Linked DNA regions of Homo sapiens: regions 1, 2, 4 and 5 are each linked to region 3. A link is a contact called in ENCODE Hi-C or POLR2A ChIA-PET data. All regions are on one chromosome and are shown on one strand. The core of a region is the stretch at or near the end of the contact, and the rest is flanking DNA. Distances in the headings are between cores, read along the strand shown. Region 1 holds the start of FANCA (FA complementation group A). Region 2 holds the start of ZFPM1 (zinc finger protein, FOG family member 1). Region 3 has its middle 24 kb from the start of ZNF778. Region 4 holds the start of CTU2 (cytosolic thiouridylase subunit 2). Region 5 holds the start of PRDM7 (PR/SET domain 7).

The links. A loop is a pair of places that touch in the nucleus more often than their neighbours do. ChIA-PET counts read pairs that join two places held with the same protein, here RNA polymerase II (POLR2A). Pooled maps may share reads with other maps.
Region 1: a map with no recorded cell type shows a loop between it and region 3 (8-fold over the local background). The contact joins the promoter of FANCA here to the enhancer-like site in region 3. A Hi-C loop is called at or near these places in 3 of 37 single-sample maps with no recorded cell type and 8 of 50 pooled maps. POLR2A ChIA-PET finds 5 or more read pairs at or near these places in 1 of 52 experiments (activated T-cell).
Region 2: a map of naive thymus-derived CD4-positive, alpha-beta T cell shows a loop between it and region 3 (6-fold over the local background). The contact joins the promoter of ZFPM1 here to the enhancer-like site in region 3. A Hi-C loop is called at or near these places in 1 of 168 maps with a recorded cell type or tissue (naive thymus-derived CD4-positive, alpha-beta T cell) and 8 of 50 pooled maps. POLR2A ChIA-PET finds 5 or more read pairs at or near these places in 1 of 52 experiments (activated B cell).
Region 4: a pooled map shows a loop between it and region 3 (5-fold over the local background). The contact joins the promoter of CTU2 here to the enhancer-like site in region 3. A Hi-C loop is called at or near these places in 1 of 168 maps with a recorded cell type or tissue (CD4-positive, alpha-beta memory T cell) and 8 of 50 pooled maps. POLR2A ChIA-PET finds 5 or more read pairs at or near these places in 2 of 52 experiments (GM12878 and naive thymus-derived CD4-positive, alpha-beta T cell).
Region 5: a loop to region 3 is called in a pooled map, with 8 times the contacts of the local background. The contact joins the promoter of PRDM7 here to the enhancer-like site in region 3. A Hi-C loop is called at or near these places in 1 of 37 single-sample maps with no recorded cell type and 4 of 50 pooled maps. POLR2A ChIA-PET finds 5 or more read pairs at or near these places in 1 of 52 experiments (PC-9).

The regions. Positions count from the first base shown.
Region 1 is chr16:89,814,880-89,819,179 of GRCh38, reverse strand. It overlaps FANCA (FA complementation group A), which reads left to right and starts at 2,533. Exons shown (of 43, transcript NM_000135.4): 1 at 2,533-2,643; 2 at 3,194-3,303. The coding sequence starts at 2,565. RefSeq lists enhancers at 1,870-1,919, 2,305-2,599 and silencers at 2,460-2,749, 2,980-3,029.
Region 2 is chr16:88,451,414-88,456,111 of GRCh38, reverse strand. ZFPM1 (zinc finger protein, FOG family member 1) reads right to left here and starts at 2,832. Exons shown (of 10, transcript NM_153813.3): 1 at 2,434-2,832. The coding sequence starts at 2,473. RefSeq lists silencers at 88-147, 1,828-1,897, 2,118-2,247, 2,708-2,797, 2,808-3,107 and 1 more.
Region 3 is chr16:89,239,885-89,244,186 of GRCh38, reverse strand. No RefSeq gene overlaps it. Among named protein-coding and RNA genes, the nearest start is that of ZNF778, 24 kb to the right of the region's middle. RefSeq lists an enhancer at 2,046-2,562 and a silencer at 3,070-3,159. Within about 2 kb of position 2,751, at least 41 of the 41 ENCODE cell types and tissues checked have a DNase peak (open chromatin) inside an H3K27ac peak, as active enhancers do; they include GM12878 and PC-9, where a contact is called at or near this core.
Region 4 is chr16:88,704,235-88,708,679 of GRCh38, reverse strand. It overlaps CTU2 (cytosolic thiouridylase subunit 2), which reads right to left and starts at 2,177. Exons shown (of 15, transcript NM_001012759.3): 1 at 2,082-2,177; 2 at 1,470-1,544. The coding sequence starts at 2,149. It overlaps RNF166 (ring finger protein 166), which reads left to right and starts at 2,272. Exons shown (of 6, transcript NM_178841.4): 1 at 2,272-2,509. The coding sequence starts at 2,355. RefSeq lists silencers at 1,909-2,218, 2,259-2,538 and an enhancer at 2,160-2,797.
Region 5 is chr16:90,074,689-90,079,346 of GRCh38, reverse strand. PRDM7 (PR/SET domain 7) reads left to right here and starts at 2,016. Exons shown (of 11, transcript NM_001098173.2): 1 at 2,016-2,121; 2 at 3,352-3,505; 3 at 3,873-3,996; 4 at 4,324-4,431. The coding sequence starts at 3,437. RefSeq lists enhancers at 1,225-1,364, 1,485-1,574 and a silencer at 1,905-2,034.

The DNA of each region.
Region 1 (4,300 bases), core at 1,284-3,783, 580 kb before region 3:
GAAGTAAGGGAGGAACATGAAAGTGGACAAGGAGCGTGACCAGTGAAGCACCACAGGGAGGGGTTTAGGCCTCCGGATGACTGCGTGCAGGCCTGGATAACATCCAGCCTCCCACAAGAAGCTGGTGGAGCAGAGTGTTCCCTGACTCCTCCAAGCAAAGGAGACTCCCTTTCATGGTCTGCTAAGTAACGGGTGCCTTCCCAGACACTGGCGTTACCGCTTGACCAAGGAGCCCTCAAGCGGCCCTTATGCGGGCATGACAGAAGGTTCACCTCTTGCCTTCCACTCACTTCTCACAATGTCCTTTCAGCACCTGACCCTATACCCACCGGTTATTCCTAGGTTATATTAGTAATGCAACAAACAGTAATATTAAAAGCTAATGATTAATGTTTATAATAATTGATAATTGTCCATGATCATCTCCATAATTTGTATTATGACTGTTCTTATTGTAACGATTTTATTATACTGAAATAGTTTGTGCCTTCGGTCTCTTGCCTCGGCACCTGGGTAATTCTCCGCCCACAGGACTACAGGCTCGTGTCACCACACTGGGCAATACAAAAAATACAAAAAAAAAATTTTGTATTTTTTGTAGAGACGAGGTCTTGCCATATTGCCCAGGCTGGAATTCTTACCTTTGTTACTGTATTTAACGTATCTTTTTCCTCCGGCCATCTTCATGGTTTTCTCTCTGATTTCCACAGTTTGAATACACTGCATGTGTCAGGCAGGGGCTCATATTTATCAAGTTTTGTGTGTGCTCTGAGCTCAGGTCTTTCATTATTTTGGGAAAATTATTGGTAATTTTCTCTTCAAACATTTTTTATGATTTGTTCTTTCTTCTTCTTTTGGGAGTCCTATTACATGCATATGATATCATTTGATATTTTCCCACAGTTCTTGGATGCTTTTTTTAAAAAAAAACTTTTTTTCTTCTTTATTTTCCAACGTGGGTAATTCCTATTTTTCTCAGCTGTGTTGATCCTACTGCTGCCCCATCAGAAAAATTACCTGTTATCAGCGTTCTTCCTTTCTTATAATTTGATGAGTTTCCTCCTCATGCATATTGTTCACCTTTCGTACAAGAGACCTCCACATATTAATCACAGTTAATTTAAATTTCCAGCCTGTTTCAATTTCTCGATCACCTCTGAGTCTAGTCCTGTTAATTGCTTAGTGTTATTTTTTGTTTTTGAAACAGGGTCTTGCTCTGTTGCCCAGGCTGGAGTGCAGCGGCGCGATCTCAGGCTGTTCCCTGAGTTCACACCATCCCCCTCAACCAGCAGATTGCAAAGTGTCCGAGTCGGGCCGTGCAGGAGTCTTTGTGGGGGTTTCATGGACTCCGAATTCTCATTTCTGCTCCATCCCCATCTCATGAATCCAAGGCCCCACTCTGTGCCTCGGCTCTTCGTTTGTGGTGCTGAACGTCATCTACGTCATCTACGCCATCTACGTAATCAACACAATAAAGACGCCTGCCGGGAACGCGGCCCTTCGGCTGAATCCCTTCGGTGGTTCCAAGGCCACTGCCAGAGGATGCGGACGGGTCTCCAGGGCCTCTACTTACCCAGGACTTTGAGGCACATTAGCTTCGCCTAGGCACTCGCTTTTACGAATTCTTATGTTTGGTTTTGTTTTGAGACAGAGTCTCGCTCTGCCGCCCAGGCTGGTTAAAAGATAGGGTCTCAGCCGGGTGCGGTGGCTCACGCCTGTAATCCCAGCACTTTGGGAGGCCGAGGCGGGCGGATCACCTGAGGTCCGGAGTTCGAGACTAGCCTGGGCCAACATGGCGAAACGCTGTCTCTACTAAAAATAACAAAAATCATCCAGGCGTGGTGGCGCGCACCTGCAATCCCAGCTACTCGGGAGGCTGAGGCAGGAGAATCACCTGAACCCAGGAGGCAGACGTTGCAGTGAGCCGAGATCGCGCCACTGCACTCCAGCCTGGGCGACAGAGGGAGACTCCGTCTCAAAAAAAGGAAAAAAAAAAAAAAGAAAAGAAACAAAAGTGATGGGGTCTCGCTCTGTTGCCCAGGCTAGTCTGGAATTCCTGGGCTCAAGCGACCCTCCAGCCTCGGCCTCCCAAAGCGCTGGGAATACAGGCGCGGCTACCGCGCGGTCTCCGGCTGCCGAAACACCGCCCTGCGCGCGGACCGTTCGGCCGCCGGGAGGAACAGCGGCTGCCCGGAGCTCAGAGGCGCGCGCGGCTTTGCGCTCCCCGCGGCGCTCTGAGCCTGCCTCGGCTTGGTTGGCCAGGTGGTCTCTTCAGGACCAACCCCAGTCATTCCCGGCAGGAACCACGCTTGAGGGGCGGCAGTCTGCCCGCGCGAGACGCCCCCGCGGACTACACCGCGGCGGCAAAGCCAAACGCAAAAACTACCTCACCGCGCGCAGGCGCCTCCCCCAGGACCAACATGGCCACGACGCAAGGCCTCGACCTGAGGGGCGTGGCCTGGCCGCCGCCAGCCAACGGGTGTGCGCGCCTGGCCGCAGCCAATAGGAAGGCAGCGCGGGCTCGGGCGCAGGGAGCCGCCGCCGGGGCTGTAGGCGCCAAGGCCATGTCCGACTCGTGGGTCCCGAACTCCGCCTCGGGCCAGGACCCAGGGGGCCGCCGGAGGGCCTGGGCCGAGCTGCTGGGTAGGTGGGCGCGGCAGGCCGCGGGAGTGGGCGGCGTCCGGCCCGGGACGGTTTCGCCGGTTCCCCGATCCCTTCCCGCCAGAGCCTCCGCCGGTCGGATCCCCGGACGCCGCGCCCGGGGGGCTGTGCGGGGTGGGCGCCCGGCTGGGGCGGCGCGGCTGCCTCGGACCCGGCCCCTCCTGCGCCTGGGCGGACGCCCCCAGCCGCCGCCCGCGGGGCGCTCCCTTCTTTCCCGAACGCCGCCCCCGCCGGCCGCCCTGTCAGGCGGGCCTGGGGTGCGCGGCCTGGGGCTCCCCTCAGCGCAGAGGCCGCCCCTCGCCAGCCGTCCCCGGGCTCCCCTGCCTCGGGCCCTCCTGGGCCGTCTTCCCCGGCGTCCGCGGTGGGGCCGTCTCCGTTAGTTTCCCGAGACCTGCGCCCTGGGGAGGAGCCCCGGCCCCTCTTCGGGAGGGTGTCGCTGGTGGGTTTCTCCGCGGCGTCCACCTGCGCGTCGGGCCGGGGACCCCGTGTGTGAATTGTGCTGTGATGGTTTCGAACCGACTTCTCTCCGTAGCGGGAAGGGTCAAGAGGGAAAAATATAATCCTGAAAGGGCACAGAAATTAAAGGAATCAGCTGTGCGCCTCCTGCGAAGCCATCAGGACCTGAATGCCCTTTTGCTTGAGGTAAGAGGAAGCTGGTGTCCGTCTGCGGGCAGATTTAGGTTCGGGGTTTTTGAGTCCAGCCACCGCACAGCTTTCCTAAGAAAACACCCGAGGCGGCGGGCGCGGTGGCCTGGCCCGCAGAGGGGAGGGTCGCCTGAGCCCGGGAGTTCTGGACCAACCTGGGCAACGGGGTGAGACCCCGCCTCTTTTATTAAAAACAAAACAACAACAACAAAAAAACAGGCCGGGCGCCGTGGCTCAGGGCTGTAATCCCAGCTTTTGGGGAGGCCAAGGCGGGTGGATCACTCAGGGTCAGGAGTTCGAGACCAGCCTGGCCAACATAGTGAAACCCGGTCTCTACTGAAAATACAAAAATTAGCTGGGTGTGGTGGCGCACGCCTTTAATCCCAGCTACTCGGGAGCCTGAGGCAGGAGAATTGCTTGAACCTGGACCCGGGAGGCAGAAATTGCAGTGAGCCGAGATCACGCCCCTTGCAATCCAGTCTGGATTACAGAGTGAGACTGTCTCACAAAAAAAAAAAAAAAAAAAAAAAAAAAAAAAGCCGGGCGTGGTGGCTCACGCCTGTAATCCTAGCCCTTTGGGAGGCCGAAGTGGGTAGATCACTTGAGGTTAGGAGTTCGAGACCAGCCTGACCAACATGGTGAAACCCCGTCACTACTTAAAATACAAAAATTAGCCGGGTATGGTAGCAGGTGTCTGTAATCCCAGCTGCTCAGGAGGCTGAGGCAGGAGAATCGCTTGAACCTGGGAGGTGGAGGTCGCCGTGAGTGAGATCCCGCCATTGCACTCCAGCCTGGACGACAGTGAGACTCCCTCTCAAAAAAGAAAAAAAGGAAAATAGCCCAGTAGGGAAGCATTACTTACACACAGGTTGTGTTTATGCACAGATCTTGAATTTTTTTTATTTTTATTTTTTATTTTCATTTATTTTTTTTGAGACAAAGTCTCACACTGTAGCCTGGGCTGGTATGCAGTGGGGTGATCTCGGCTCACTGC
Region 2 (4,698 bases), core at 1,583-4,082, 790 kb after region 3:
ACCAGCGCAGGGACGCCGGCTCCCCGGCCCCAACCCGGGCCGTTCCAAGCCCCCACTCGCCCCAGTCGCGGCGCCCCCGCGCTGTTCTCCAACCCGGCCGGGCCTGGTGGCCAAAGATAAGGCCTCTTATCGCTCTTGGCGATCGCCATCGGGCCGACCGGCCAGGCTCTTATCGGAGCTCACATCGACTCGGGCGGGAGGAAAACCCAGCGGGCTGGGGGCGCCGGGGGTCCCGAGCTGCCCCGGCCCCGCGCTCCCCGTCGGCAGCCCGGCCTATCGCCTCCGCCATCTGGCCGGCCAAGGCCGCGCTCCCGCCTCGCCCTGCCCCCGCTCCCACGTTTGAAGTTAATAAATGGAAGCGCCTATCTCAGCCACCATCGGTTGCGCGCCTTATCAGCGCGGCACATCTATCTCCGCACGGAACAAAAGGCGCACAGAGGCGCGGGCAGCTGCGCCAGGGCTTTGATGGGGGCGCGGGTGGGGGGTGGGCGGCCCGAAGCGCTCGGCCCCCTCCGCTCTGCACTCGCGGCCCGGCCGCAGGTGAGGCCAGGGCAGCGGGCAGGCACAGGCGCTGGCAAGAGGGCGGGCGGGCGGGCGCCGCCGCTTGGTGACAATCAGCCTTCGCATCTTAACGTGCTGAGATCTGCCATGGGGAGGAGGCGCCCCGGGCCGCGAGCGACAGGGAGGGTCCGCGGCCCTGCCTTCCTCGTCCGGGCCCTTTCTCTGCCCCGGTCCCGGGCCGCAACGAGGATGGGCCGCGGTGGCTCACCGTGCACCCGCCGCGGTCCCAGTTCCCAAAGTGCGCGCGCTCTGCCCGCCCCGCTGGGCTGGGCTACGGGCTCTCGCTGGCGCTGGCGGCCTTATCAGCGCTGGAGATCGGTTTCCAACCTGCGATCTCCCTGTCCGAGCTATCTGCATTTCTCATCACAGTGAAACACCACACACACACACACACACACACACACACACACACACACACCCCAGAACCGAACATAGGCGCTCAGGGAAGGAAGGAAAAAGAAACCAGAGCACAAGCGCGGATCGGGACCTGTGGGTGGCTTTTAATACTTGAGTTGACACGATAGAAGGCGACTTTCGGAAAACAGGTCCCGTTTGCGCTGAGGGAGTTGGGTTACGGGAACCGGTTCATGCCTGTGACCCCCGCCTCGGGAGACCTCCTGAGTAGGGAAGCTCCCACAGGCCCCGCACAAGGGGTCCTGGTGGCAGTGGTCGTGTGGACAAAGGAGGTAGTGCCCGGGCGCCTACGGCTGGGCAGCGGGCGGGTTTCCGTCGTGGCCTCCTGGCAGGGCTCAGACGACCTGCCCGTCAGGCTCCGGGGAGGCGCCCCGGGGAGGAAGACCTGCGTCTGGGCCCTAACTGTGAGGCGCAAAGTTATTATTGGCATAGGGTGGGGAGGGTAGCTTCCTGTGCTCTTGCTCCCTCCTGGCACAGCCCAGAGGCCCAGGCCAGACAGTGGCCCCGACAGCTTAGTTCTCATCGCGGGGGCACTGGCAATGTGGCGGCGGGGCAGCAGCCTCTGACCGGGCAGGGAGCCGGACCAGCGAGAAACTTAGTGGCGTGCAGGGGCGACCCCGGCCCGGGGCTGCGTCCTGGGAGGCCCTTCTCTGACTCAGAGCAGCCCATTGGGATGCCAGGGGGTGCCCGCGGGCATCCGAGGGCACCATTTGTTGCCCATGCCGCCTTGGCTGGGACACTTGCAGGGTCCAGGAGGTGTCACCAGGCTGGCGGGGCCTGGGTTCAGGACTTCAGCGCTAGGGCACGGGGTGGGGGTGTCTGGGGGGCTGGAGCCAAGTGCCTAGGCTGCGGCAGCTGCGCGCTACCCCCTCCCCTGTCCTGCGGCTCTGCGACGGCACCGGTGGGGGTGGGCGCGGGCCGGTGCCTGCCACTTGGCCAGGCATCTCCGCGGCCCCGGGTGTCCCCTCTGCCTCCCAGGTCTCTCTCTTCGCTTCTAGATACAAAGCCTGGGAGAGTCAACCGCGCGAGATAAGATCACAATTTCAGCCCGTCCCGACAGAACGATCTTATCAGGACGGGACTTGCAGAATGTAATATTTTAAACTTTATCTGAGCCCAGATCGGGGCCGCCCTATCGCCGCACCATCTCGCAGATGCGGGGGAGGGGCAGGCCGCGAGGGGCCGAGCTGCCCGGGCCGCGCCCCCAAACACCCTCCTCCCGGCCTCCGGGCGGCCCCCTCCTGGGCTGAACCCCCCGGTGCCCAAGCCGAGACGCGGGGGCCCAGGCCGCCGGCGGAGATTAGATTACGGCGCGCTTGGCACAGCGCGGGGGGCGCGGCGCGGGGTGAAGGTCGCCGGCGCCCAGGGCAGAGCGGGGACGGGCGGGGGCGGCGCTGGCGGCTGGGCTCCGGCGGGGGTCGGGCGCGCGGAGGGGACCGCGGGCAAAGTTTGACTCACGCTTGATCTGCCGGGGGTTGCTCTGTTTCCGCCTGGACATGTCTCCGGCGCCGCGCGCCCTCCCGGCGGCCGCCTCTAGCCCCGGGCGGGCGGCGGCGGGCGGCGGGGGCGCGGCGGGGCCGCGGGGCCGCTCATGCCCCCGGCCCCCGGTCTCCGCGGCCGCCCCGGCCCGCGCCCCCAGCCCGCGCGCCCAGCCCCGGAGCCGCTGGAGCTGCCGCGGAGGCCCGAGAGGCCACGGTCCTGCGTTGCGGGCGCGCGGACTGCCCGACGGGCGGGTGCCGGCTCCTCCGCTCCCGCGCACTCGCCGCCGCCGCCGCGGCCGCTCGGCTTTTCTCAATGGAACCCGCGGGCGGCGAGCGGCGGAGCAGGCGGCCACTGCGAGGGCGCTCCTGGCGGGCTGGAGGCACGGGGCGGGGCCGGGCCTGAGCGTCGTCGGCCGCCGCACCTCCCGCCCCGCCCCCGGCGCTCCGGCCCCGCCCCGTGCCTCCTGCCGGGCCCTGCACCTCTCCGGCTCCGCCCCCAGCGCCGCGGCCACGCCCCCGCCAGCCCGGCTCTTCGTTGCTCTGGCTCCGCCCCCAGAGCCGCGACCGCGCCCCCGCCCGCCTCGCTCTTTACGGCGCTGGCTCCGACCCCAGCGCTGCGGCCCCGCCCCTGTCCGTCTGGGCCTTCAAGGCACTGTCCCCGCCCCGCTCGATGCCCCGCCCCTTCCTGGTTCGGCCCCGCCCGCGCCCCGGGGAGACCTCTAGCCTCCCCCACTCCTCTTTGGCCCGGAGGTCATGTCCCCAGGCCGCGCTGGGAGTCTGAGACCTATTCGGTTCTGTTCTGCTGCCCCGCGGCACCGCATCCTGCGCCCCGCCTCTCGGCGCCAGCTCCGCCTCCAAACCTGACCCGACCTGGTTGGGTCCTGAGACGCCGAGGCTCCGCCCCCGCACTGTAACTCCGCCCCCAGCCCTTGGTCCCTCCCTAGACCCCTGGGCTCTGCCGCACGCTCCACGTGCGCGGTGGGGGCAGTGACAACCGGCTCAGGAAGCCCGAGGCCTTGACGCCCACGTTTCTCTTGGGCCAGACTTGGGGTGTGGAGCGGATTCGGGCCAGGGAGGGGGCTTCCGTCCCAGACTGCGGTGGGGTCCGCCAACTGAGAGCAGGATCTCGGGTCTTCCCCTGTGAGCTCAGACCAGGCTGGAAATCGAGGAGGGGGCGCGGGAGCCGGCAGCCCTGGGCGTTGCCACTTGGGGCCTCTTTCCTCACCGAGCCTCTCCAGGGCGCCCCGCAGGAGACCCACGAAGGAGTTGCCCACAGCGCCCGGGCCACAGCCCCCTCTCGGAGCAGTCAGAGGTCAGCGAGGTTTGTGGGCGCGGTGCTGTCAGCTCAGGCCTGGAAATGGAGAACTGTTGCCCTCTGGGGTGTGTTCAAGAGCCCCACTTCACGGAGGCTCGGGGACTTGCTCAAGGTCACGCATTGGGGGGCTGTCCCCCACTCCCAGCTGAGTTGTATCATCTCCTTTTAATGTTCTCGGTCTACACTTGCTACCTGCTCCCCCATCCCCCGTACTCATAAGAAACGGGCGTCAGTGGGCCCAGGGGCAGACAGGAAGGACCCCTCCCACCTGATGATGAGATCATCGCACAGCAGGACTGTCACACCACCCGCCAGCCTGCTGGGAGCTCCTAAGACCCCATCTCGTGCCAACTTCTGTGACCTATTCCCTGGCTCCAAGGAAGGGGAGAAGTGGGGGCTTACCCTCAGAGCCTGGTACAGGAGAGTGGCGGGTGGGTAGGAGAGGCAGGGGTACAACACTGGATATGCGCCGTCCCTCCCCACTGCCATGGACAGACAGGAACACTGAGACCAGGAGGCCAAGAGAGCTGCCCAGGGGCATACGGGTCCTCCAGCCCTTCCTGCTCTCTGCCAGGGTCCAGTGGGCACAGCCTTCCCACAGCTGCTCTCTGGAGGGGGTGGGGCCCATGTCTGATTGGTTCACTCAACCTAGGACCTCCCCCCCACCCTCCCGCCCCCACCCAGTGCTTGTCAACTGGATGGAGCACCTACCTGTCTGGGTTTCCCACCAGGCCTCGCCTCCTTCCCCAAAGAAGTCCACTTTAGAGTATGTGGACCTGTGAGTTAGGGGAGTTCCTGGAGGAGGTGGCCATGGGCTGGCACCTGGGCTGGGTCTGAAGCTCCACGCACAGCAAGTGGCACCCAGGCTGGCGCTGCTGGAACGGGCGGAGATCTGTGTTGAGGTGGATTCCGAGGGTCAACAGGAGA
Region 3 (4,302 bases), core at 1,502-4,001:
CGACCTCTCAAAGCGCTGAAATTACAGGCATGAGCCACCGTGCCCAGACAAACATTCTTCTAAATCTAATAACCTGATTTGTCTCCTCTTGCCTTCAGGTCATCAATCTCCAGGTGGTCCTCAGTGAGAGATAGGTCCTCTCAATATTCAAGAGCCACCCTTCTACAGGGGACCCCTGGACTGCCCATCAGGGGGACAGGACAGAGGCACAATCCTGCCCGTCTCCCTGGATACCGCTCCCTGGCTGGCCACCACTTTCACTAACCCATGGAGCCAACCGTGCCCTGACAGCAAGAGGCCAATACTCACAGAACCACCACCGCTGCCCCTCTGTCAGCAGACAGCAGTTACAGAAGACTGACCTTTGTCCATTTCCCTCAAGAACTGGGGTCTTGGCCTCCTGCGGGGGGAAATGTTAGTGTGGGTAGCTAGGGGGTATGAGCAGGGCAGGAGAGGGCTCCCCACCACCACACACACACAACAGGTGTGCTGGCCACCATGAGGTGATGGTCAGGTAGTTGTTAACTGTCTCTAAAGTAATAATTGGTCACAGCCAGCGCCAGGGAAAGACAGCCTCCTAACAGATAGACAACAGCTGAAGCTGGTGATCAGCAGCTTCCCGTTAAGATCTCAGGAGCTGGGTGGGTGGGGAGAAGTAACACAAGACCCCGCATTATGTCACTGTATCAAACCCCAAGTCAGAAGGTCAAACCACACACTGGTCTTTCAAGGTGCCCTCCTAGCCTTCTTCCAGGCGTACTTTCCTTCCTCCTTTAAAGCTTTTTAATAAACTTCACTTCTGCTCTGAAGCGTGCCTCGGTCTCTCCCTCTGCCTTATGCCCCTCGGTTGAATTCTTTCTTCTAAGGAGGCAAGAACTGAGGTTGCTGCAGACCCGAACAGATTCATCACCAGTGACACTCCAGCATCCCCTTGTTCCCCGAGGCCCCCTGTCTGGAGCACCTTCCTTTCCACTGCTGCCTACAGGACTCCTCATCCCTCAACGCCCCAGGTCAACACTGTCTTCTCCTCCTGGAGCCTCCTTGCCACCTCGGCCAGAAGCCCTCCCTCCTGTTGACTATAGCACCTGCTCTCCCCTTCGAGACCCCGCCCCCTGGAAGGGCGTGGGTGTGGCTCAACACCTGCACAGGCCCAGCGCATGGTCAGGAAGGTCCTGGAGGGAGGGTGGAGGGGGCTGGAGGCACGAGGACCCTTTCTTTTGAGCAGGCAGGGTGGGGAGTGGGGGTTGCTGACCAGCCCAGAGCTGGGCTGGGGAGCCCGTTTCTCTCTGTGGTGGGAGCAGGCCTGGTGCCTCTGCTCTCCTGTCGACGGTGGGTGGCTGCGCAGGTGCAGGCAGCATCTGTGCCCTTGGCCCGCTTGGAACTTTTGTTAAAGATTAGACGTTTGAGGCCGGGCACAGCGGCTCACGCCTGTAATCCCAGCACTTTGGGAGGCCAAGGTGGGCAGATCACAAGGTCAGGAGATCGAGACCATCCTGGCTAACACGGTGAAACCCCGTCTCTTCTAAAAATACAAAAAAAATTAGCCGGGCGTGGTGGCGGGTGCCTGTAGTCCCAGCTACTCGGGAGGCTGAGGCAGGAGAATGGCGTGAACCCGGGAGGCAGAGCTTGCAGGGAGCCGAGATCGCGCCACTGCACTCCAGCCTGGGCGACAGAGCGAGACTCCGTCTCAAAAAAAAAAAAATTAGACGTTTGAATCTAATAATATAACTCTGAAAGTCAGACTCTCCCCATTCCCCAGGGTTTGCTGGGTTTTGGTTTTGTTGACTGTTGTGTTTTTTGTTGTTGTGGGCTGCCTCTGTGCTGATGCTCAGCCTGAGGTGTCAACTGAAGACATTCTCACGTCTTTCCTGATCATCTATCTATATTTATATATATAACATATATAAATATATAGTAAATATATATGTATATATACACACACACACATACGTGTGTGTGTGTGTATATATATATATATATATTTTTTTTTTTTTTTTTTTTGAGACAGAGTCTAGCTCTGTCACCCAGGCTGGAGTGCAGTGGGGCGATCTCAGCTCACTGCAAGCTCCGCCTCCCGGGTTCACGCCATTCTCCTGCCTCAGCCTCCAGAATACCTGGAAGCACAGGCGTGAGCCACCACATCCGGCTAATTTTTTAAACTTTTTTTCGTAGAGACACGGTCTCCCTGTTTCCCAGGCTGGTCTCAAACTCCTGGACTCTAGCGATCCCCCCAGCTTGAGCTCCCAAATTGCTGGGATTCCCGTCGTGAGCCACCATGTCCAGTCTAACTGTCTTTTAAAGAAGTTTAAAAATTACTCTCTAGCTGCGCAAGGTGGTTGGTGCCTGTAATCCCAGCAGTGTGGGAGGCTCTGGTGGGAGGACCACTCGAGCCCAGGAGGCTGAGGCTGCAGTGAGCCACGATAGCGGCACTGCACTGCAGCCTGGGCGACAGAGCGAGATCCTGACTCAAAAAAAAAAAAAAAAAGAAAAGAAAAGAAAAAGAAAAGAAAAAAGAAGAAAACACTTAAAGGATGACATCATTTTCGGGCGTTTCGTCCTTTGGGATTTGCCGTTTTCAGGATTTCACACCGTAGGGATGTTGATCTCTTGTGACTTCAACACTCCGGGTTCTGCTCTTCAAGACTCTGGCTGAGGTCTGTTTCAAACAGAGCCCAAACACGCAGATCTGTCGTCATCTAGGTCCCGTCTGCCCTGTGTGCCCTGTGAAATGGTGCCAAACATCCGCTAGCCACAGAAAAACCGACACCTGAGAGCTGTCGGTCCCCCAGCCCCGGCTGCCCTTCAGACGGTACCGACCGCGGCTCCCGCCGGGCTGCTGAGTGTGTCACTGTCGCCCAGCACACGAGCCCCTCTCCGATCCCCCGAGTTCCTCACCGAGTCCCTTACCCCCGGAAGTCCCTCGCTCTCCTCCCTTCCCCCCGGAAGTCCCTCGCTCTCCTCCCTTCCCCCCGGAAGTCCCTCGCTCTCCTCCCTTCCCCCCGGAAGTCCCTCGCTCTCCTCCCTTCCCCCCGGAAGTCCCTCGCTCTCCTCCCTTCCCCCCGGAAGTCCCTCGCTCTCCTCCCTTCCCCCCGGAAGTCCCTCGCTCTCCTCCCTTCCCCCCGGAAGTCCCTCGCTCTCCTCCCCTTCTGAGCGGTGACCCCCACCCCGAAGCCGGCGAGGCACCGCGGAACCCGGTCTGCCTGCGCTACCGCCCCCTGCTGGCCAGGCCCTCTTCCCAATCGCCCCGAAACCATTCACATCACCCACGTGTGCACGTTTTGTCCACATTTAGATCCCTGATCCATTTGCAGCTTATTCCTGTGAACGGTGTAATTTTTTGGGGGGCGGGGGGAAGGCGGGGTCTCGCTCTGTCACCCAGGCTGGAGTGCAGTGGCGCCATCTCGGCTCACTGCAAGCTCCACCTCCCGGGCTCAACCAATTCTCCTGCCTCAGCCCCCTGAGTAGCTGGGATTACAGGCCCGCACCACCATGCCTGGCTAACTTTCGTATTTTTAGTACAGATGGGGTTTTTCTTTTCTTTTCTTTTCTTTTGAGATGGAGTCTCACTGCTGCCCAGGCTGGAGTGCAGTGGCGCGATCTCGGCTCGCTGCAAGCTCCGCCTCCCGGGTTCACGCCATTCTCCTGGCTCAGCCTCCCGAGTAGCTGGGACTACAGGCGCCCGCCACCACGCCCGGCTAATTTTTTTGTATTTTTAGTAGAGACGGGGTTTCACTGTGTTAACAAGGATGGTCTCGATCTCCTGACCTCGTGATCCGCCTGCCTCGGCCTCCCAAAGTGCTGGGATCACAGGCGCGAGCCACTGCGCCTGCCCGAGATGGGGTTTCACCATGTTGGCCAGGCTGGTCTCGAACTCCTGATCTCAACTGATCTGCCCCCCCTTGGCCTCCCAAAGTGCTAGGATTACAGGCGTGAGCCGCCACACTCGACCTGAACGGTGTAATTTATACATGTAAAACCATCTTGTTCAGACAGCTCACCAGTTGTCCTAGCACCTTTCATTACAAACTGCATTTTTGCCCCACTGATCTGAAATACCCACTTTATTAACTAAATTTCCATGTTGCTAGGTCTATTTCCAGATATTCCATTTTTGTCCATCTGTCTGCTTCCTGGTCATGTGTCACATACCTTAATTACAGCGGCTTTAGAGGATGCTGCAGTGTCCACAGGGAAGCATCAGTTTTGTCTCCTGGGTTTCTTGGGCACCATCAGACGTCTGTGCCCCCACATGAACTTCAGCGTCAATCTGCATTAACTCCACAAAAAGCTTTTGGTGCTGTT
Region 4 (4,445 bases), core at 928-3,427, 530 kb after region 3:
AGAGGCCGAATGACCCCCCTGTGGTTCCTTTACAGACAGTAAAGCAAGTCTGTGTTTAACAGCAAGATGCCAGGTGAGGGACTGCAGGTAACTGGCAAGTATCAAGGCTGGGACATGGGAAGTGACCCCCAGGACCCAGCTTTGGGCGTGGGGAGTCTCATACAAGGAGACACAGGTGCTGGGCTTCACCTCCGCACTGTGGACCAGGAGAGCCTCTGCGCCCTACACCACCAGCTGGGATTCAAGCGTGGTGGGTCCACGTGTACATGCTGCGTCTGGGCTCCTGAAACCACGCTGTCCCCTGTGGGTCAGGGAAGGCCAAGGTTTCTCCCACGTGCTGACCTGAATGATCCCTGGGGATCCCAGCTCGATGTAGATTCCTAAGGCCTTCCCCTAGAGAGCCGGCTCCCCACTGTTCCTTGGGACCAGCAAGCACAGCAAAAGCCCTTCTGGCCACAAGGGCCTAGCATACAGCCACAGCAGCCTCTCCTCAGTGAATTCTGCCGGCAGCCTGGTGTTCTTGGCAATTTCAGATGCTCCTGGGTGGTTAAAGAAGTACCTATCTTGGCCAGGTGTGGTGGCTCATGCCTGTAATCCCAGCACTTTGGGAGGCCGAGGCAGGTGGATCACTTGAGGTCAGGAGTTCGAAACCAGCCTGGCCAACATGGTGAAACCCTGTCTCTACTAAAAATACAAAAACAATTGGCCGGGCATGATGGCAGGCACCTGTAATCCCAGCTACTCAGGAGGCTGAGGCAGGAGAATCACTTGAACCCAGGAGGTAAAGGTTGCAGTGAGCTGGGATCATGCACTCCAGCTGTTGCACTCCAGCCTGGGTGACAGAGGGAGACTCCATCTCAAAAAAAACAACAACAACAACAAAAAAACCACGCACCACCACTGGGAATTAAGAGGGCTAAAAGGAGAGAGACCTGGTCCTCCCTTCAGGGAGCTATGAGTCTAGTGGAAACAACTGAACAATACAATGGCTACAAGCCAAGAAAGACATGACAAGCGCCTGGGGGAAAGCTAGAGGTCTTCCAAGCCTCTATCCTGCCACAGATGAAACAAGCATCTCACACGAGATTAAAAACTTTCACCCAGACCATCTGCCAAGTTCCCAAGATGCTCTGATCCGCCCCTAGATGTATTCCAGCTGCCCCCAAACGCCTGGTCCTCCTACAGCTTATCCCAGTCTAGACACCACGGCCCCACTTCCAACTGTCCCCATAAGTTCCATCAGAAACCTCATCAGGGGATCTGTGGCTAGCTCATGGGAAACTTTCCCAAGCAGGAAACCAATGCTTTCGCCTCCACTTCAACACCAGGGGCACGAGGGACCCCATCAGGAGCAGGAATAAAGTAAGTACATGTTTTTAAAAAGAATTAACAAAGCATCACAAGTTGCGGCTATCCTGTCTGCTAGCGAGGCCATGTTTGCCAGGGTCTCAGCCACCTCCAGGCCTCACCTGCAGAAGGCATCTCCGGCTCGTATCACCACAACGGGCTGCGCTTCCTTGCACTTCACACACTTCTGCTCACGGCTTTGGAGATGGGAGGGGGGAGAAGAGAGAAACACAGATCACATCTTCCCCACGCCTAGTGGGCTTTGGGGAGACAGCTCCTGTTTCTCACCCTGAGTTGGGTCAGAGAAAGGCACCTCGGTACACACACAAACCCAGGCTTGTGTTCTGTCCAAACTTCAAGAAAAACAAAGGCTCTGGGGGGATGTTTAGCCTAGAAAAGCCGGCTCAGGGGGCACATAAAGGCCGCTTTTCAGTCTCCCAAGGCTGACACGGGGAGGCGAGACAGCTTCACGGCACCAGTTCTCTCCGAATAAGGACAGCACTGTCAGCGGCAGAGCCGTCCCCAGTGGCTGCTAGGATGAGAGGCGCGAGCCAGTGGAGTAAGTCCCCTTCTAGGTGGCCGTCACCGCTTGACAGGCATTCCCCGAGTGCTAGGGAGCGAGGTCCCGCTCTCCACGCGGGGCTTCCCGGAGCAAGCCCGGCCGGGACCCTTCGGGGCAGGAGTGCGGCGGGAAGGCGAGGGGCGGCCTGGCGGGTCCGGCCGCCAGCTCTTACCTGGGCCGCGGCGCCGGGGGCGGCTCCTCAGGCGCCGGCTCCCCGTAGTCCTCGCCCACCTGACACATGGGCACGCCGGGTCCCGTCGCAGACTGTGGCGGCGACAGCGCGAGGGCGCGCCCCGATGACGTCGGAGTGGCGCCGTGACGGCCGCGAAGCCCGGCTGGGGGCGGCGCCCTACGATGACGTCAGCGCGGCGCAGTAGCGGCTGTGACTAGCGGGCCGGCCCGGGCCAGGACAGCGGGCGGCGGGCGGCGCGGGCCTGGCCCCGGGATGGCTATGTTCCGCAGCCTGGTGGCCTCGGCTCAGCAGCGGCAGCCGCCGGCCGGGCCGGCGGGCGGCGACAGCGGCCTGGAGGCGCAGTACACCTGCCCCATCTGCCTGGAGGTCTATCACCGGCCCGTGGCCATCGGCAGCTGCGGCCACACGTGAGCGCGCCCGCCCAGGGGCCGCGGGGAGGGGGCCGTGCCCCGCCGCGGGAGGGGTCGCGAGGCCGGCGGCCGCCCCGGTGCAGCTCCGGACTGGGCGCGCGGGGACTCGGGGCGCCGGGGCCTCGGGGCGCGTGGGGTCCGGGTTTCCCTGTGCCGCGCCGCCTCTGCCCTCTGGGCGCGTTCATCCCCCGCCCAGCCTCCTTCGCGCCAGCCGCAGGCGCCCGGTCCGACTGCTGCTTCGGTTCACCGGGCGACCTGCGGCCCTGCCCAAGCTCGGGGTCCCCGGCGGCTGCGGCGGGCGCTCCGGTACTCAGAGGGCAGCAGGTGCCACCGCTCCGCCAGTGGTGGTGGATTTGGGCTTGTGCGGCTGGAATGGGCAGTTGTAAATAAATAACTTGTAGTTTTTGCTATCAACTCTTGTTCGGACCCGCTGTCTGCCTGTTTTGACTACAGAGGAAAGGAGTTCCCTAAAGTTTAGAGGGGCTTGTTTGGAGTCTGATGTTCTTAGTTTTGTTTGAAGGAGAACTTGAGTCACACCGATCACTGAGTAGCCAGGCAGGCTGGTCCACAGAGGAGCAGACACTGACCACCTTGCTGGGGTTTCCAGCTGCACCAGGGCTCACAGCCGGCTCCTCCAGGGTGTTTCAGGAACAGAAACTGGAGGACGTGGCTCTCCTGGCGGGGAGCTGTGCTCAAGTATTCTGGAGCTGCCAGCCCCGTTGGGAGGAAGCCTAGATCAGTGTCTGCTCCCTCCTAAGTGCTGAATAATACAGCTCTTGAGCAAAATCAGCAGTGGCAGGGGAGAGAGAGAGCAGGAGGGCTTCCCCGCAGACATCCAAGCTGCTGAGGTGGTGGAGTGGAGGGGGGTGCACCCAGACTGGTAGGAGGCTCTAGAACATTTTGCAAGCAAAGTCAGCTGACTTCAGGGGCTCCTGGTACAGAGGGAGCTGGGACTGCTAGGTGGATGTGTGCTGGTCACCCACGGAGGTGGCAGGGCCAGTGTCAGGATGCAGAGCTGCCTTCATTACCTGTGTCAGGCAGCACAGGCGCCTGCCCACGCTGGGACAGCTCTACCTACTTCTCTTGTGAGGCTGCTACAGGCTCTGCCCCTGCTCCTCCATCTCACTTAGCCGTGACATTTTGGGGGGGCAGCCTCTGAACGGGAATATTTTTTTTTGAGACAGAGTCTTGCTCTTGTCACCCAGCCTGGAGTGCAGTGGCGCCATCTCGGCTCACCGCAACCTCCATCTCCTGGGTTCAAGTGATCCTCCTGCCTCAGCCTCCAGAGTAGCTGGGATTACAGGCACCCGCCACCACGCCCGGCTAATTGCTGTATTTTTAGTAGACAAGGGGTTTCACCATGTTGGCCAGGCTGGTCTCGAACTCCTGACCTCCGGTGACCTGCCCGTCTCAGCCTCCCAAAGTGCTGGGATGACAGGCGTGAGCCACCGCGCCTGGCAGGACTTCCTTCTTGTGAGCAGGTAGCGGGTGTTTGAAGGTGTGTTCCGCACCTTCTCATCTGTTACTGAGCGCTGTGAGGCTTGACTTAGGCCTTGTTTTAGAAAAGCCTCCCGTAGGCTTTGGGTGCCAACACCTTCACCGTGTGGTCGGCCACAGCATCTCCACTTTCCTAACCTGCACAAATTGGTCTTTGCCCTTCTTTTTCAAATATGTCTTTTCCTAAAATGTAGTTTCCATAACACAGAATGCAGAACCACATGGAATTGTGGAGCATCTTTCCTATAAAACTCCCCTCTGCCATGCTTTTCTTGGTAGAATGACGACCATCCTAGTCTCACCGCGGGTCCTGCAAGAGCTTTTCACACAGCCTTTGCCTTTCAAAGATTTTTCTCCCCGACTTTTCCTGCTGGCTTTTGTTTTCTGGCTGTTCTCTCTCTGCTTCTAACTTTGTTTCTTGTTGGTGTTGCTAAGG
Region 5 (4,658 bases), core at 767-3,266, 840 kb before region 3:
TAAGCCACTGCACCCCACCTGATTTTTTAGTCAAATTATTGTTTGTTGTTGAGTTATAAGACTTTTTTTATAAGTTTCTGGATATTAACTCCGTACCAGTTATATGATTTGCAAATATTTTCTCCCTTTCTATATAGGTTGCCTTGTCACTCTGTTGATTCCTTTGCTACACAGAAGTTTTTAAGTTTGATGTACTCCCATCTATCTAATTTTGCTTTGGTTGCTTATACTTTTGGTGTCATATCCAGGAAGTAATTGTTCATTACAATGTTATAAAGATTTTATTTTTTTTCTTCTTGGAGTTCTGTACTTTTAGGTCTTACATTTCAGTCTTTAATTTATTTTGAATTAATGATAATAGATGATGCATTACACGGTAGCATTCCATAGAATGGAATGATCTGGTTGGGATCTGTGTCCAAAACTTAGTTGAAATGTAATCCCCAGTGTTGGAGGTCGGGCCTGGTGGGAGGTGATTGGATCACAGGACAAACTTCTTATGAATGGTTTAGCACCATCCGTCTTTGGAACTGTACAGTGAGATCTGGTTGTTTAAAAGTGTATAGCACCTCCCCATCTTTCTCTCTTCCTCCTGCTCTGGCCGTGTCAAGTGCTGACTCCCCTTTCGCCTTCAGCTGTGAGTGTAAGTTTCCCAAGAAGCCAAGCAGGTGCCAGCATCATGCTTCCTGTACAGCCCGCAGAACAATAAGCTAATTAAATCAATTTTAATTGGAGGAGACTCTGGCAGCAGCTGACGTCTGAGCCAGGAGACAGCAGTGGCAGCTTCCCTGTGGGACTTGGGTGCCTCCGTTCTGCAAGTCCTCCTGTCCACTGGCCCCTCCCAGGGCCCATGCCTAGCCACTCTGCAAGAGTAGGTGCACAGTGCAGCCTCTGCAGCCCAGCCTGAGTGCATTGCTCCACCTGAGTACCTTCCCCGTGACCCAGGAGCACATTGGATTCCCCAGCGCAGCGAGAGCCCAACCCCAAGCCATAGGACTTCCTGGTGTCCCCAGGGCTGTGGCACGTAGCTAGGGATACCGAGGGGGAGATCTGTGGCCAGCACTCGAACGGAGCAGGAGCCCCCACTCTCAGAGCACTGAGAGAGGTGAGACATGTGGGATCCTGGGCAACGAGGGAGCGAGGCATGCCTCCCTCCAGAGGGCCAGTCCAGAAAGGGGGCGACCTATGCAGCCTCTGCCCGAGGGAGCCCCGCAGCTCAGAACACCTAACAAAAGAAACGCAGGCAGGCGCCAGTGATCACAGGAGGCTCCCCTCAAGGTCCAGGAGCTGATGGGGGGCTATCGCTCTCCCGTCTCAATGCAAAGCACACCTGCGAACGCGAAGTACAGAAGAACCTTGCTGCTGGAGATAGCAGCCGTTCCTCTTAAGCACCATCTATTGGATCACAGCCCTAACTACAACACCAAAATTGGCCAGCTAATACAACATCTGTGAAACCAAGCACAATTCACCCACCCGTAAGGGCCCTGTACAGAACCCTGGCCCTCTGAAGCATCCAGAAACGAAGCCAGCTGACAATACCCAACTTACACCACAGTTAAAGGAACACCAACCCTCCCAGATGAGAGTCAGTGCAAGAACTCTGGCAATTCAAAAAGACACAGTGTCCCCTCAGAAGACCCAGGCCTGAGGAGGGAAGTGAGGAGCAGCCCCGACTCCCGGCTCAGTCGGAAACACCGGCGTTGGGGAAAACCAAGTAATAAAACCGCGAAACTGCGCCTGTGCGCGGGAGGATTCCAGATGGTTGCACGCAATCCCAGCGGGGTGGGGCAGGACCTTCCCCAGGGGCGGGACCTTCCCCAGGGGCGGGAAAAGCCAGGCCCCTCCCCGACCTCCTGAGCCCAAAACCGGGTTGTGCCCATGACTGACAGGCAAGGCTCCGCCCTACTCCCCGCCCCTTTAGCACCTCCTGACTGCCGATTGGCGGGCTCGCCTTGGTCTCAACGCTGATTGGCTGGCAGCACTACAGGCTGGCACCCACCGCGTCTCACCTCCTGAGCGGCTCCGAGAAGACGCCCGGCCAGGGTGAACACCGCGGCAGGAGAAAACGGGAGACTGTGAAGAGCATGGGGAGCCTTTGTCGTGCAGCGTGAAACCCTTGTAAACCCTCATCCCAAGACCTTCAAATTTTAGCCTAGGAGACCCCAGATCCCCTCACCCTGAGAAGCTCCAAATCCTCTCAGCCTCAAAAGACCCCAAATCCTGCCACCTTGAGGGATTTAAAATCCCCTCAGCATGAAACCCCCAAAGTACCTCAGCTTCAGAGACCCCAAATCCCTTCACCCAGAGGAACATCGAATCTCCTAATGCTTAGATCCCCAAATATTCTGAGCCTGAGGAGCCACAATTTCCCTCACCCTAAGGCACCCCAAATACCTCAGCCTGAGGAACCCTAAATATCTCAGAGAGACCAGATTTCCCCAACCACAGATAACCTAAATAGCCTGAAAACTCAACCCCGTCAGCTTCAAGGACCAAATAACCTCAGTGTCAAACACCCTAAAACCCATTAATGAGAGACCCAAATCTCCTTTACCCGAGACCCAGAATTTCCTCAGCCTCAAATATCCCAAATCCTTTCATCCCGAGGAACCCCAAATCCCCTTAACCTGATGAATCTCAAATCCTGTCAACTAGAGCACCCCAGATCTCTTCAGCCTAAAAGACCCCTAATCTCATCCTGAAAAACCACAAATACTATCAGCCTGAGGGATACCAAAGCTCCTCAGCTCAAGATACTCCAAATTCCCTCAACCTGAGAAACCCCAATTTCTTCAGTCTAAGACATCTCAAATCCCCTCAGCCTGAGGGACCCCAAATCTCAACCTGAGAGATAGCTTCCCCTTAGAGATGCAGACTGCTTTACTCCTGGATTTTTCTAGAATCCCCAGGTAGAGATCCCCAAATCCTGTCTATGCAAAATGTTCATTTTGCCTCGCTAAAACAGAACCCTGCTCCTCAGTGTGACCCAAGTCCCAGCAGTCAGGGGGCCTCAAGGTCTCCTTGAGACTCCTCTGGCTCTCACACCTCAGGACTCCCCTCAAACACCGGTAGCTACAACCCTCCAGGCACCTGTGCCACCCTTCTCCAAATGAGCCAAGCTGCAGGGGAACTAAAAGAACAAAATCCAGCTTACATTAGGTGGCAGCTCATGGCCAGTGGAGGCCTTCCCATCCCATCAGTACCCCCAGACCTCCCTGGGGTGCTCGAGACCTCACCAGGAACCCAGTCTTCCTGCTCTGAACACCCCAGCCAGATGGAGAAGACAGAGCCTTGTTCTGGGTAGTGCTCAGGGCTGTTGCCCCATCTCAGCACCTTCTCCTTCCACAGGAGCCTTTGGCCTAGGAGCTGGGAGACTCAGGGGCCCTTCCCACACTCAGAATTGGAGCAGGGCCTTCTAGACAGTCCCAGCACCATGAGCCCTGAAAGGTCCCAAGAGGAGAGCCCAGAAGGAGACACAGAGAGAACAGAGCGGAAGCCCATGGTGAGAAGTCGGGGAGGCGAAGCCAGACTCCCAGCAGGAGCTGATCTCTGGAGTGCTGCAGACTCCTGGCCTGTACCCTTGGGTGACTCTGTCTGAATGTGCATGGAATGGGGGCAGCTGGTCCTGGCCAGGACATGGGGGAGAAAAGAACACTAGCATCAGCGACTGCTCTGTGTCAGCAGAGAGCTAGGAAAATGCTCAGTGTCTGCTCAGTTAAACAGGACACAATCTGGAGAAGGAGGGAAGGTCTTTATGTTTCACAGAGACTCCCAGAGGCCCCAGGCTATGCCCTACACGCAGGGTAGAGGAAAAGGACCAGCTCGATGTGTATTAGTAAATCACTGATGGAATCTGTTACTTCCTCTAGGTCAAAGATGCCTTCAAAGACATTTCCATATACTTCACCAAGGAAGAATGGGCAGAAATGGGAGACTGGGAGAAAACTCGCTATAGGAATGTGAAAATGAACTATAATGCACTGATTACTGTAGGTAACAGGAAGTGCTGGGCACAGACCAGCCTGGGCGATATAAAACAGGTCTTTGGTCCCTATATTATTTTAATTATCAGGTGGCGGCATCTGCCCACAATTCCCTTTTGCACGGAGACAAATCTGGAGGGAAATATTGTTCTTTTGCGTCAGTGCAGGGTTGTGTGTGGATACTGACCATGCAGAGGTCACATCTTGACCTTGTTCAAGACTCTCCCAGCTCATCAGACTGAGCAGCACTGGCTTTGTGGTGCTTTCCATTGCCACTGCCCTTTGTTCCTCATCCCAGCTCTTCCGTTTCAGAGCAAAATTTTTTGCTTCTTTTCAGGTCTCAGAGCCACTCGACCAGCTTTCATGTGTCACCGAAGGCAGGCCATCAAACTCCAGGTGGATGACACAGAAGATTCCGATGAAGAATGGACACCTAGGCAGCAAGGTAAGAGGGAAGGGAAGGAGGATTTTTTTTTTTTTAAAGACGGAGTTTCGCTCTTGTTGCCCAGGCTGGAGTGCAATGGCGTGATCTTGGCTCACGGCAACCTCTGCCTCCCAGGTTCAAGCGATTCTCCTGCCTCAGCCTCCCAAATAACTGGGATTACAGGCATGCGCCACCACACTCAGCTAATTTTTTGTAATTTTGTTTAGTAGATATGGGATTTCTCCATG